2 separate regions of the Homo sapiens genome follow, and region 2 is linked to region 1. Evidence: chromatin contacts called from ENCODE Hi-C or POLR2A ChIA-PET data. All regions are on one chromosome and are shown on one strand. The core of a region is the stretch at or near the end of the contact, and the rest is flanking DNA. Distances in the headings are between cores, read along the strand shown.

Region 1 (6,162 bases), core at 187-2,686:
TCTAACAATAAAAACAAATCACAAGACTAGTTCAGCATTCAGAGGACTCAAGAGAAATTCAAAAATAACAGTATCTTACAGACTAATGCTACATTACTTTAATACAGTATAATACCCTTGGCAAAATGCCAGACACATAGTCAGGGCTCAATAAATTTGTAGTGTGTGAAATGATAAAATTGACCGAAATTTGTCCTTCTATATGTTTACAGTGTTGCATGGAGCTACTGTGCAAACCAATTTCCATACTAATGTATTTTACAACTTGATTTAGATAAATGTATTTGACCCCCCAAAAACTGTGAAAACAGTGCATGGAGAAGATAATCTGAAGTGGTTTTAATAGCTTGATAGCCAAGTCACAACAAGTCATGAGAGAGAAATTAGGGGTATCCAACATACATCTCTGATGTTTGAGGGCAGCCAGATTTCCCCACCACAGAACACATTTAGGGCTGGAAAACACACTAGTCTGATCCCGTACGACATTGTTAATGTTCTTTTTATTTTTTATTTTTTTTGAGACAGAGTCTCACTCTGACACTCAGGCTGGAGTGCAGTGGCACGAGCTCAACTCACTGCAGCCTCAACCTCCCGGGCTCAATCGATCCTCTCGCCTCAGCCTTCCAAGTAGCTTGGGATTACAGGCGCCCACCACTAAGCCCGGCTAATTTTTGTATGTTTAGTAGAGACGGGGTTTCATCATGTTGGTCAGGGTGGTCTCGAACTCCCGACCTAAGGTGATCCACCCGCCTTGGCCTCCCAAAGTGCTAGGATTACAGGCGTGAGCCACTGCACCCGGCCTAACTTCCATTTTGAAAGCGCCGTTTACAACACTAATAGTTCTTGTACATTCCATCTATTACTGGGCTCTTTACACGCATTTCCATTTCATTGCCTCCAAACAAACTCTGTGACGAAGGTGCTGTCATTACCCCTGTTTCCGTTTTAGAAACTGAGCCCCAAAGAGATTTAGTGACTTTTCCAAGTTCATACATTTTTAAAAATGGTAGAATCTGGGGAAAAAAAAAACCAGGTTAATGCTGTTCTCTTGGCACAAAAATACTTTTACTGTCCAAGCATTATTTTTTTCTCTCAACTCTTCCCCATGCAGTCCTCAGCATCCCGAGTTTGTGGCCCGATGGTACAACTCTATTTCCCGGATACCACCCATATTACATCTGCCTCTAAGTCACACGAGATGGGTCCTCATCCTCCCCTCAGAAGTTAACAGGGACTTGAGTGGGTGGGGCTGTGGCCAGGGCGTGCGTCCTCAGTCATTGCGCAAAAAGGCAAAGAGGAAAAATTAGACAATGGTAGGGACGACCTATTAACGTCTGCTTTTCTCTCTGCTAAATGGGAAGACAACAAAGGCCGCTCCACCTTTCACCTGACTGCCGCTCATCACGCACTTCAGCATGGCTGCCATCCGCCCTAAAAAGCAGGCTCGGAAGGCGCGCCTCAGCTCGACGGCCCAGGTGCCCGGATGTTGCCCGCGCTTTTCAAAGCTTCGCGATCTCGTCTCTGCACTCTACCACCCCGCCTCCACAAGTTCCCAAACGGCTTTACGGCGGAGAAGGGTCCGTGCGGGCCTCCGTACGGCAATTTCTGTCTCCCTCTGCTCTCATTGGTTGCGGTTAAGTGGGCGGGTCGCCGAGGAGCCTGAGGAAGAGGGCGGCGACGGTGGTGGTGACTGAGCGGAGCCCGGTGACAGGATGGTGAGGGCTGCAGTTGCGGCGACCAAGGCCTGGCTCTCGGGTGGGGTGCTGCGTTGTTGGGAGCCGTGGGGAGGCCGAGGGCGAGGAATTGGGAAATCCCGGAGGCCTCGGCGTCAGGGCCCAGGCGCTGGCCTGGGAAAGGCCCAGAAGAGGTCTAGGGAAGGAAGGGAGCGGCCACCTCTGGGTGCGGCTGGCCTAGGTCTCGTATCCCGGCCCCAAGGGGCCAGAGGCCATCCAAGGGGTAAAAAGGCCCCTCTAGCAGCCCGACCTGTCACGAGACACGCACGCCCGAGCCAGGGAAGGCCTTTGGTCCTATACCTCGAATGTTCCGGGGATAGGGGCACGGTCCTCCGTTTCCAGACGGTTCCTACTCGTTTCCCGCAAAAAGCACCTCCCGCTGGTTGGGGTGTAGTGGTGGAAGCTGGCCTCTCGAATGCAGAACAGGAAGTAGCGAGCAGAATTTCGTACCCGTTTAACTTTGCCATCTAGGGAAAGGGAATAAACCACCCTCCTCGCTCCTGAAATAACATCTAGCTGCCATTGAGATGAGCAGGTGTGCTCTCAGAGGGCGGGATTTGGCGCTTGCAATTGCTGGAACTGTTTCTTTCCACGGGTTGCTACGCCTCTTTAGGGTAGGATTCCTTAATGATGTGTGAACTCATTGAAACTGTTGGGAAATTTTTGTGAATATACACATTTTTCTGGGGAGAGTGCCGGTGTTGGAGACTTACCTAGTCTCCCCCAGCCACCTTCAAGCAATCACCCCTTCACCCCCAGTAGTTTGGTGCCCCTCAGACCTTCCTACATAAAAACTGGGGGCCTCTACTAGAGAGGACTCAGAGCTGTAATCATATTTTCTTTCTTTCTTTTTGAGATGGAGTCTCGCTCTGTCGCCCAGGCTGGAGTGCAATGCCGCGATCTCGGCTCACTGCAATGCCGCCCGGGTTCAAGCCTCAGCTCCTGCCTCAGCCTCCCGAGTAGCTGGGATTACAGGCGCCCGCCACCAAGCCCGTCTAAATTTTTGTATTTTTAGTAGAGACGGGGTTTCACCATGTTGGTCAGGCTGGTCTCTACCTCCCGACCTCAGATGATCCACCCGCCTCGGCCTCCCAAAGTGCTGGGGTTACAGGCGTGAGCCACCGCGCCCGGCCTGTAATCATATTTTCAAAGGTGCCTTTGACTCTTAAAAAGTCAATTGTTTGGGGCAACCCACTCGGGTCCCCTTCCACCCTGTGTAAGCTTTGTTCTTTCGCTCTTCACAATAAATCTTGCTGCTGCTCAAAAAAAAAAAAAAAATCAATTGTTTGAAATGGAGCTGTGATTATCTTCATATTTGTGTTGATGGAGGTTGGCTGTAAAGGGACGTCTACCTCTGACAGGCATTTATTGCATTCTTTTTTATTTTTACAAGGAAACCAAAGAAGCTATGCATTTTTAAGATTATTACTATTGCATGACAAACAGCCTTTTCAAGAGGGGGACTTACAGACATGGCAGCCAGAGATTTATGGTGCATGCTTCTTTAAAATCTTTAATCTCACTTTTAATTTTTGCTTCTAAACAGACTCCAATTTAAAGTAATCCGTTTACAGTAATTTCGAGACACCTATCCATGGGAGAAGACATAATTACTTGCCATGGTTTCAAAATATTAATGTTTCTCAAGTTGTTTGAGAAGTGATCCCTCTTATTTAGGGTAGTTGTACTGGAACATCATTTTTCATATGAAATAGAACTGGGAAAAATTTAGCATTAGCCAGTTCTTTCATGATTAAAAGCATTTTATTTGGCAAAGGATACAGACGTTCAACACTCAGTACAGTGTCCAGAGTCTGTGGGCAGCAAATTCAAGTGTGGGAAAGGTCCAGTTTTACCTGAATAAATGTGTTTGTTTTTATTATTTTGTCTTCACCTTTAGTTGATTTGTTCAACACTTGATAATGTATTCATGGTGCTGTGTTGCATCAGCTACAAAAAATCACCTAGCCGCAGCATAATTTTCCAGCTACTAGAATTTTGAATGTAAGATAATTAACATCCATATACTTGAATAATTAAACCCTAAGAATCCAGAAAATGTTAGCCTTTCAGCTATTACTGATGATAAATTTTCCACAGTGTCTTGTAGAAATCCAAATTCATTATTTTATAAAATCTTATAAAAATCTAAACAGAATGGAAAACAGAGATGGAAGTCGATGTACAGAACAAGATTAGGAAAAGTAGGAGAAACTGACAAGACAAATTTATTAAAAAGTGTGTGTGTCATGTTCAAAAATAAAGCAAATATTTATTTTGGTATTGTTTTGAGCACAGCTGATTTTTAACATTTTCTTTCATAACACTCAGAAATCATTAACAATTGTTTGCTCATTTGGTATGGGTTTTTTGTTCTCTTTTTTTTTTTTGGTTTCTTTTTGTTGCTTTCTTTTAACATTGGTCATGTTTCACCCTTTTTTTTTCATCCCCCCTGTCTGCAATCAACTTCTTCATTCCACTAAGGCTGGGCACAGAGTAAGTTTCTTCACTTAGCTCCTACTAACAGTGGTGGTTGGGTGGCTGTTTACTGACTGGATTTCTTACCCTTTTAAGGTCTGTTGAAAGGAAGTAACCGAATTCCCATGCTTTGATTGGGTTGGCTCTTTATTTTAATTTAATAAGACTGCCATTTCCAGGATCTTTTGCTTTCTTAAAGGACTCTATCATCTATGTCTATCCCGATTTGTCAAAGTGTGGAATTTGGGCGGGAACATGTTTCAAAGTATGACACGTGTTATGTAACACTATTTCCCCATAACTTTGTCATCAGCAGGAAACCAGAGGATTCTGTCCTAGTAAGGATCCCTACTAATTTGAAATGATTGTGTGGTCATTCATACAGTTATATCTTTAGACTGCTAATAGTCTTGAGTCTTGGAGATAATCCACAGTACTTTATAGAATTAGGTCATCAATCATTATAAAGTACCATGTCTTACTAATGTTCTTTCTGGTACATTCAGATTGAACAGCTCATTCATTATTAGTACCAAACATTTCAACCTGTTGTAGACATATACCCTTTTATGAGTTTGGGGTGGTGGTTGTTGTTGTTGTTCTTCTTCTTCTTTTAAATATAGAAATCTATTATTTTTACCTTTTTCTCAAAGCAAGATTCCCATACTAACTATGTACTTCAATCCATATCAGAAGGAATCCCCCTCTAAAATGAAGATTGTTCTATATCCAGGTACTTTTATGTTGATTACCAGTGAGGGTGGAAACTTCATAGTGGTTTTTAGTTTTACAGATGTTTTGTCCACTGAGATCTGCATTGAAACAATTAATATAGGTCATACAACAAATACCTGCTGAAACTAGTCTTTATAAAGAAGAATCTTACTTAACAATTTTAAAGTGTGCTAATTTCATAACCTTGTGTTACTTTGAGATTACAAACTATGTCCCGATAACTCTGTGTCCTGGTAACGGTTCCTTTTCTTTGCAATAATTTTAATTTTTGTTGCAAGATAAATCAAGCTTCTTTTGGTAATCATTTTAATTTCATACATTTTGTTTGTTTGATTAATTTTCATTTACAAAGTCTGCAGTGGCAAAACTATTTTGTTTTATCCTATTAGCTATTTAATGGTTTCTTTGATAATATTAAAGAATAGTCATGCCTTTAAAAGCAGTTAAAGGGCATGTACATTTATGCATGCAATATCTGTAAAGGAAAACATTTTGTATAGAATGAAGGTGCTTATACTGATCAACATGAAGAAACTGATTCTGTTGGGCTGGGCGCAGTGGCTCACGCCTATAATCCTAGCAGTTTGGGAGGCCAGGGCAGGTGGGTCACCTGAGGTCAGATGTTGGAGACCAGCCTGGCCAACACGGTGAAACCCTGTCTCTACTAAAAATACAAAAATTAGCTGGGTGTAGTGGAGAGCGCTTGTAATCCCAGCTACTCGGGAGGCTGAGGCAGGAGAACTGCATGAACCTGGGAGGCAGAGGTTGCAGTGAGCCAAGATTGCACCATTGCACTCCAGCCTGGGCGACGAGAGCAAAATTCCATCTCAAAAAAAAAAAAAAAAAATCGATTCTGTTGTCCTTTGGAGGATAGATACTATTTTTTTGTTTGTTTGTTTTGAGACAGAGTCTCACTCTGCTGCCCAGGCTGGAGTGCCAGTGGCATCCAGTGCCAGTGCCAGTGCCATCTCAGCTCACTGCAACCTCCGCCTCCTGAGTTCAAGCAATTCTCCTGCCTCAACCTCCCAAGTTGGCTGGGATTACAGGCGCCTGCCACCGTGCCCAGCTAACTTTTGTATTTTTCTTTTTAGTAAAGACAGTGTTTTACCATGTTGGCCAGGCTGGTCTCGAACTCCTGACCTCAAGTATTCTGCCCACCTCGGCCTCCCAAAGTGCTGGGATTACAGGTGTGAGCCACCGCACTCAGCCAGAC
Region 2 (5,784 bases), core at 529-3,028, 550 kb before region 1:
CTTGTCACAGAGCATATCTCCCCATATATATGAGTATTGTACCTAGGGTGGATGTGTTCCTCCTCTTATTTTCAGGAATGTCCTACTCTGTCTATGGAGTAGCTGTTCTTTCACCATTTTACTTTCTTAATAAACTTGCTTTTACTTTGCACTGCGGTCTCTCCCTGAATTCTTTCTTGCGTGAGATCTTGGGGTCTCGCTCGGGACCCCCTTCCTGTAACACCACTATCTGCAAGGGTGCACTAAAACGTCTCCTTGGGCCCCACCCTTTCAGCCACCCTCCAGCTTCTCCTGTATCTGAGATGAGAGAATTGCTCCCTCTCTGTCTCTCTCTCTGTCTGTCTGTCTCTCTCTCTCTCTCTCTGTCTCTCTCTCTCTGTGTCTCTTCAGTGTTCTCCCTTCCTCCCCAGCCAGGGAAATGGAGGTAAAAATCTCCCAAGATCCCCAATTTAAAGTAAAGTCAGATCTTTCTCTCTTCCCTTTCCTCACTACCTAATAATCACACTTGTGTGAAGTTGATGCTCTACATAACGAAGAGAGAGGCCTCCTTGGAGAGGGTACAATCAGACAATTTTTAAGATCATGGAGCATTAGACCATTCCCAACTGGGTTTACTAATCAAACAGCCAAATCCTTCATAACCAGCCAATCCCTACAGGGCAATTAAATCCTTCCCCTTTAAAACACTTGCCACACTGTCTGGGGACAGAAAGAAAAATTTGCAAAATTCATTTGATAAATTAGCCAGGGAAAAGAAAGGAGTGAATCAAGCTTTGTTCTTTTCATTTTTTTTAATTATGGAATTCACAATGCCTGAATAATGTTTAATAAGAACTATGAAAATTCCTAACAGTATTACAACACAACACAAAAGAATTAACCTGGTTACCGTGAAAAATTGCATATTTAATTAAGAACAGAGAGTTCAAAACTATCCAGAGATTTCAAAAGTGCTGTTGCCTGAGGGGCCAAATTACATGCTTCCAGGGCTGCTAACGGAGTTAGCGCGTTCAGTCATTACCCAGGCGTCCCCATTAAGTGACTCTGGGCAGATGACATCAAATTCATTTCAAAAGCACCAGGAACTGAAGCATTCACTTGGGTAGTTTAAGGGAAAGCAACTATCCTGCTGGTAGAAATCAGACCCCTTGTTGATAAAGGCAATAATTAAAGAATAATGTTAATTAGCTGCTTTTATTTGAAGAAAAGTACGGTAGTTGGAGTGCTTCCAGGCTGTTGAGGTGGGAGTCACTCTTTCTGGCAGAAGGGGAGGCTGCTGGCAGAAGTGGGGAGCGAGGGGCCCACAGGAAGACAGGAAGATGGTGGAGGCTAGGGCAGGGAGAAAGATGGGGCCCGTGTAAGGAGGTCTGGGTCCCCACGTTGGAATCGGCCTGGTCACCCTGAGGCCCTCAAGAGGGCAGCTTGGAAAGCAAGGAAAGGTGGTGCTGTCAGCATCTAGGGCCCTGTCACTGGCAGGCCCACTTCCATCATGGCAGACAAAGCCAGATCTCCAGTGGCCACTTCCTGTCACACCCACTCCACTCCACTCACATAGCCGTCTCTGTCCCACTAACTTCCCTCACATAATCTCCTGCCACACCCATTGCCCTCACACAGCTTCCTGTAACATCCACTCCAGCTTGGTAACTTCCTGTCATACTGACTCCCCCACACAATTTCTTGTCACACTTACTTGCTACTGGGCCACTTCCTATCACACCCACTGCAGCTCAGGCCATTTCCTGTCATACTCACTCTCGTCACACAACCTCCCGTCACAACCATTGCAGCTTGGCCATTTTCTGTCACACTCACTCCCTACTTGGCCACTTCCTGTCACACTCCCCCACACAATCTCCTGTCACACTGAATTCCCTCACACAACCTCTTGTCACAACCATTCCAGCTTGGCCACCGCTTGTTACACTCTGTCCCCCACACATCCTCCTGTCACACCCACTCCCTACTTGGCTACTTCCTGTCACACCAACTCACCTCACACAACCTCCTGTCACATCTACTCTCCTGCTCAGCCACTTCCTGCCGCACTGGCTCCCTTTACAGCCTGTCACAACCAGCCTGAGTCACCTGAATCACCACCACCATCGCCCTCACTGTAGCCAACTGTCTTTTCTAAAGATGGCTGCCATAATATCCCTCGCCACCAAGGCTTCCTGCAAGGTGACCTTGACACTCCTTCCACCCAGTGGTGGGATCTACGTCCTCCTCCCTTTGAACCTGGGCCCACCTTTGTTACTGCCCCAATCAGCAGAGTAGATGGAAGTGATACTAGCAACTTGCAAGGCAAGAGCATGAAAACACCTGCACTTCCACCTGGCTCTCTCAGGATGTTGCCTCTCGGAACCCAGCCACCATGCTGTGAGGAAGCCCAAAGGAGAACACACAGAGAGACCCTGCAGAGAGGCCATAAACTGGGGTTCCCACAGGTAGCTGAGGTTCCAGCCAACAGCCAGCATCAATTGCCAGATGTGGGAGTTGTCAAATTACCCGCAAATGTTGAATCTGCCCAGATGAAGCCACAGCTATCATGGAGTGGGGACAAGCTGAACCAACTGGGCTCCGTCCTAATTCCAGCCCACAGAATCAGGTATACAAGAGTTGTTTCTGTCCACTAAGTTTGGGGTGGCTTGCTACCCAGCAACAAATGACTGCTGCGTTTACAGAGACACATGCAGTCACACATGTTAAGAACAGTCCTCGTCTCTAGCATCCTCCTTCCCTGACAGATCCATCCAAGAGGCCGGCATGAGAAACGCATCCATGGATCTGTCCACCAGTGACAAGAACACCCAAAGAAAGCCACAATTGGCCTCCGCCTTTTGCCTCGGATCTCAACAGCCCCCGAGGTCTCCAGGGGCATAGCAAACAATCTAGCTATGGAGGGGAAAGAACGCAGGAAGCCCCATGTTACAGAAGATAACACTGAGAGCCACGCAGCTAAGTGGCCTGCTCAGGACCATGGCTGCTTCACGGCAGAGCTAGGCTGCGATCAGCCCGACTCCCAGCGAAGTGGTTTGATTCTCATTAGCAAGGTGCCTAATTAGGGCAGCTCATCAATACATCCCACAGAAACAAATTATCCTCTGGCTCAAGCCTACTTACCTGTAGGGAGGCTGGGCCAGCCCCAACCTTCTAGGGGTGCCATCCTGGGCAGGGGACAGGAAACGTGCGCCGATGGGACCGCTGGGGCAGTCGGGCAAGCTCCGGGGGCTGGGGGAAGGGGGGCTGCCTTCCTCAGGTGCCCCACCTTGGGGGCCAGGCGGGAGGCAGGAGCTGGGCCTTGGTTTCTCTCCTCGCCCCCTCCAGGGAGGCAGACGGCCTCAGCAGGCCTCACCCACTGTGATATGCCAAGATGCTCTGCTCTGCTCAGAGAATAATTTTTTTCCAGAGATGAATTTCACAAAGTAGGCCAAGGGCCGTGGGACCAACCCCCTTGCTTGCAGAGGCTGAAGAGGATATCCTCCGAGGGCCGGGGCCGCCTCATTGCGACTTCCAGGCTGCTGGCCCGAGGGTCCCAGGGTCCAGCTACCCCAGGATAGGAAGGACAGGAAATTGGCCTAGTCCCCCAGTGTATGCTGCTATGGTGACCAGCTCTGACGGTGGCCTCTGGGACTCTGACATCCCTGATGCTTGTCCCAGTAATTTGGGCCCAGGCCCCGACTCCTGCCAGACAACATGGTCCACCAAGAGCCACCCATCATCACATTAGACCTTTATGAGGCCAATCTGCACATACAGCAGCTTCTGGGGAGAAAAGAGGGAACCTGGACATGTAGTAGCCCTGTCCCAATGATACACAGTCTCTGCTTTGCATAGTAAAGAGAAATAACAAGAGACAGGAGAGCGTACGAACATGGACTGTGGAGTCAGACTGCCTGGCTCTGCTGTGTGGCCTTGCACAAGTCACTTAACCTTTCTGTGCCTCAGCTTCCTCCTCTGCAAAATGGGAATATTAAGAGTGTCTAGGGCCGGGTGTGGTGGCTCATGCCTGTAATCCCAGCACTTTGGGAGGCTGAGGGAGGTGGATCGCCTGAGGTCAGGAGTTCAAGACCAGCCTGGCCAACATGGTGAAACTTCGTCTCTACTAAAAATACAAAAATTAGGCGGGCGTGGTGGTGTGCGCCTGTAATCCTAGCTACTCAGGAGGCTGATGTGAGAGAATCTCTTGAACCCGGGAGGCAGAGGCTGCCGTGAGCCAAGATCACACCACTGCACTCCAGCCTCAGTGACAGAGTGAGACTCCATCTCAAAAAAGAATGTCTACAGCATAGAATTGTGATGGGAATTAAACCACTAAATGATGGTATTTAGAAAGTACTTAGAGTCACATAAGCCACCCTTGGCAAGTGCTTGTTAAACTAGAAATAAATAAAAATAAAATTTAAAAAAATTTAAAAAGCTCTTCTGAGCTGCTCTCATTGCTGAAAGGTCATGTAAATTCTGCCCATTATCTGGAATGGCTATACTGAGGCCAGAGAAGGCAGAGTCACCTCCACACCAGTCACAAAGTTGGCACAGCTAATGCCTAGGGTGAGGTTGCTATTATAACTCACACGCTTATATGAGGGCCACACTGAAAGCTGCACAGGGAGGCCTGGGCTCAGCAGAGGTTTTGCAAAATGGGAAACCCACACCCCCAGAACCCAGCCCTGTGTGAAATGCAGGCCCGGGGACGCCAGCTCTCACACTGAAGAGAAAGCCAGGAATCTGTTTTTTGTTTTTGTTTTTGTTTTTGTTTTGAGATGGAGTCTTGTTCTGTCACCCAGGCTGGAGTGCAGTGGCGCGATCTCGGTTCATTGCAGCCTCCACCTCCTGGGTTCAAGCAATTCTCCTGCCTCAGCCTCCTGAGTAGCTGGGATTACAGGCGTGTGCCACCATGCCTGGCTAATTTTTGTATTTTTAGTAGAGACAGGTTTCACCACATTGGCCAGGCTGGTCTCGAACTCCTGACCTCAGATGATCCACCCGCCGTGGCCTCCCAAAGCGTTAGGATTACAGGCGTGAGCCACTGCGCCCAGCTCTGAGTTTTTAAAAGGTAACCTCTGATCAGGCCACCAGGCATTCAATGTTTACCAATCACCATGCCAAGTACTGTAGCTTTAATGTATGGTAATGAGTTCACCGTCTGATACGGGAGACCAACAAGGAACTGGGGAATCATCTGGAAACATGGAAAGCAGCCCAGGCCAGGGATGTCCAAGTGAGACCTAAAAGAAGACATCCAACCCAGCGCAGAGTCAGGGAAAGAGGGCCAGGGCCCACGAAGAGCAATGTGAATGGTGTTCCAGGCAGAGGAAACAGAAAATGCAATGCTGGGAAGTGTGAGGAGTATGGAGGATGTAGAAGCGGAGATAGTGAGACAGAATGCTAAGGATGGAGACTATGGAAGTACGTGGCAGATTCATAGAATACTCTTGGGGCTAAATCCCATCTCTGCTGGGGAAATGCTGTGTGTCCATGGGAGGCCTCTGAACATCTCAGCATTAAGTGGGTTAGGATTTTGCTTTCACTAGAGCCCTTGGATGGCCCCAGAGATGACACTGGGAAAGGGCCCCCTTGAAGGAAGAGCGTTTCTTGTCATTAGTGGGACTTAGTGGAAAATCACTCTCCCACTGCTGGGGCAAGAGCCACCGGGGAGCAAGCACGAGAAACAAAATCACATTTCTGGAGCCCCTGGTATGTGCCAGGCGCCGTGCTGGGCCCTGCATGTACAGGCGCTCATTTCCTCCATGTGGAGATGCTATGAGGGGATTATTTTTGCTA

Evidence for each region. A loop is a pair of places that touch in the nucleus more often than their neighbours do. ChIA-PET counts read pairs that join two places held with the same protein, here RNA polymerase II (POLR2A). Pooled maps may share reads with other maps.
Region 2: a loop to region 1 is called in a pooled map, with 8 times the contacts of the local background. The contact joins the enhancer-like site here to the promoter of RAD9B in region 1. A Hi-C loop is called at or near these places in 4 of 50 pooled maps. POLR2A ChIA-PET finds 5 or more read pairs at or near these places in 2 of 52 experiments (activated CD4-positive, alpha-beta T cell and activated naive CD4-positive, alpha-beta T cell).

What each region holds. Positions count from the first base shown.
Region 1 is chr12:110,497,605-110,503,766 of GRCh38, reverse strand. RAD9B (RAD9 checkpoint clamp component B) reads right to left here and starts at 1,436. Exons shown (of 11, transcript NM_001286535.2): 1 at 1,384-1,436. The coding sequence starts at 1,429. It overlaps VPS29 (VPS29 retromer complex component), which reads left to right and starts at 1,656. Exons shown (of 4, transcript NM_016226.5): 1 at 1,656-1,718. The coding sequence starts at 1,716. LOC124903015 (a long non-coding RNA gene) reads right to left here. Exons shown (of 2, transcript XR_007063458.1): 2 at 3,942-5,026. RefSeq lists an enhancer at 1,688-1,827 and a silencer at 4,349-4,643.
Region 2 is chr12:111,053,130-111,058,913 of GRCh38, reverse strand. The region is part of intron 1 of CUX2 (cut like homeobox 2); the gene reads right to left. Among named protein-coding and RNA genes, the nearest start is that of CUX2, 22 kb to the right of the region's middle. RefSeq lists an enhancer at 466-1,321. Within about 2 kb of position 1,778, at least 9 of the 41 ENCODE cell types and tissues checked have a DNase peak (open chromatin) inside an H3K27ac peak, as active enhancers do.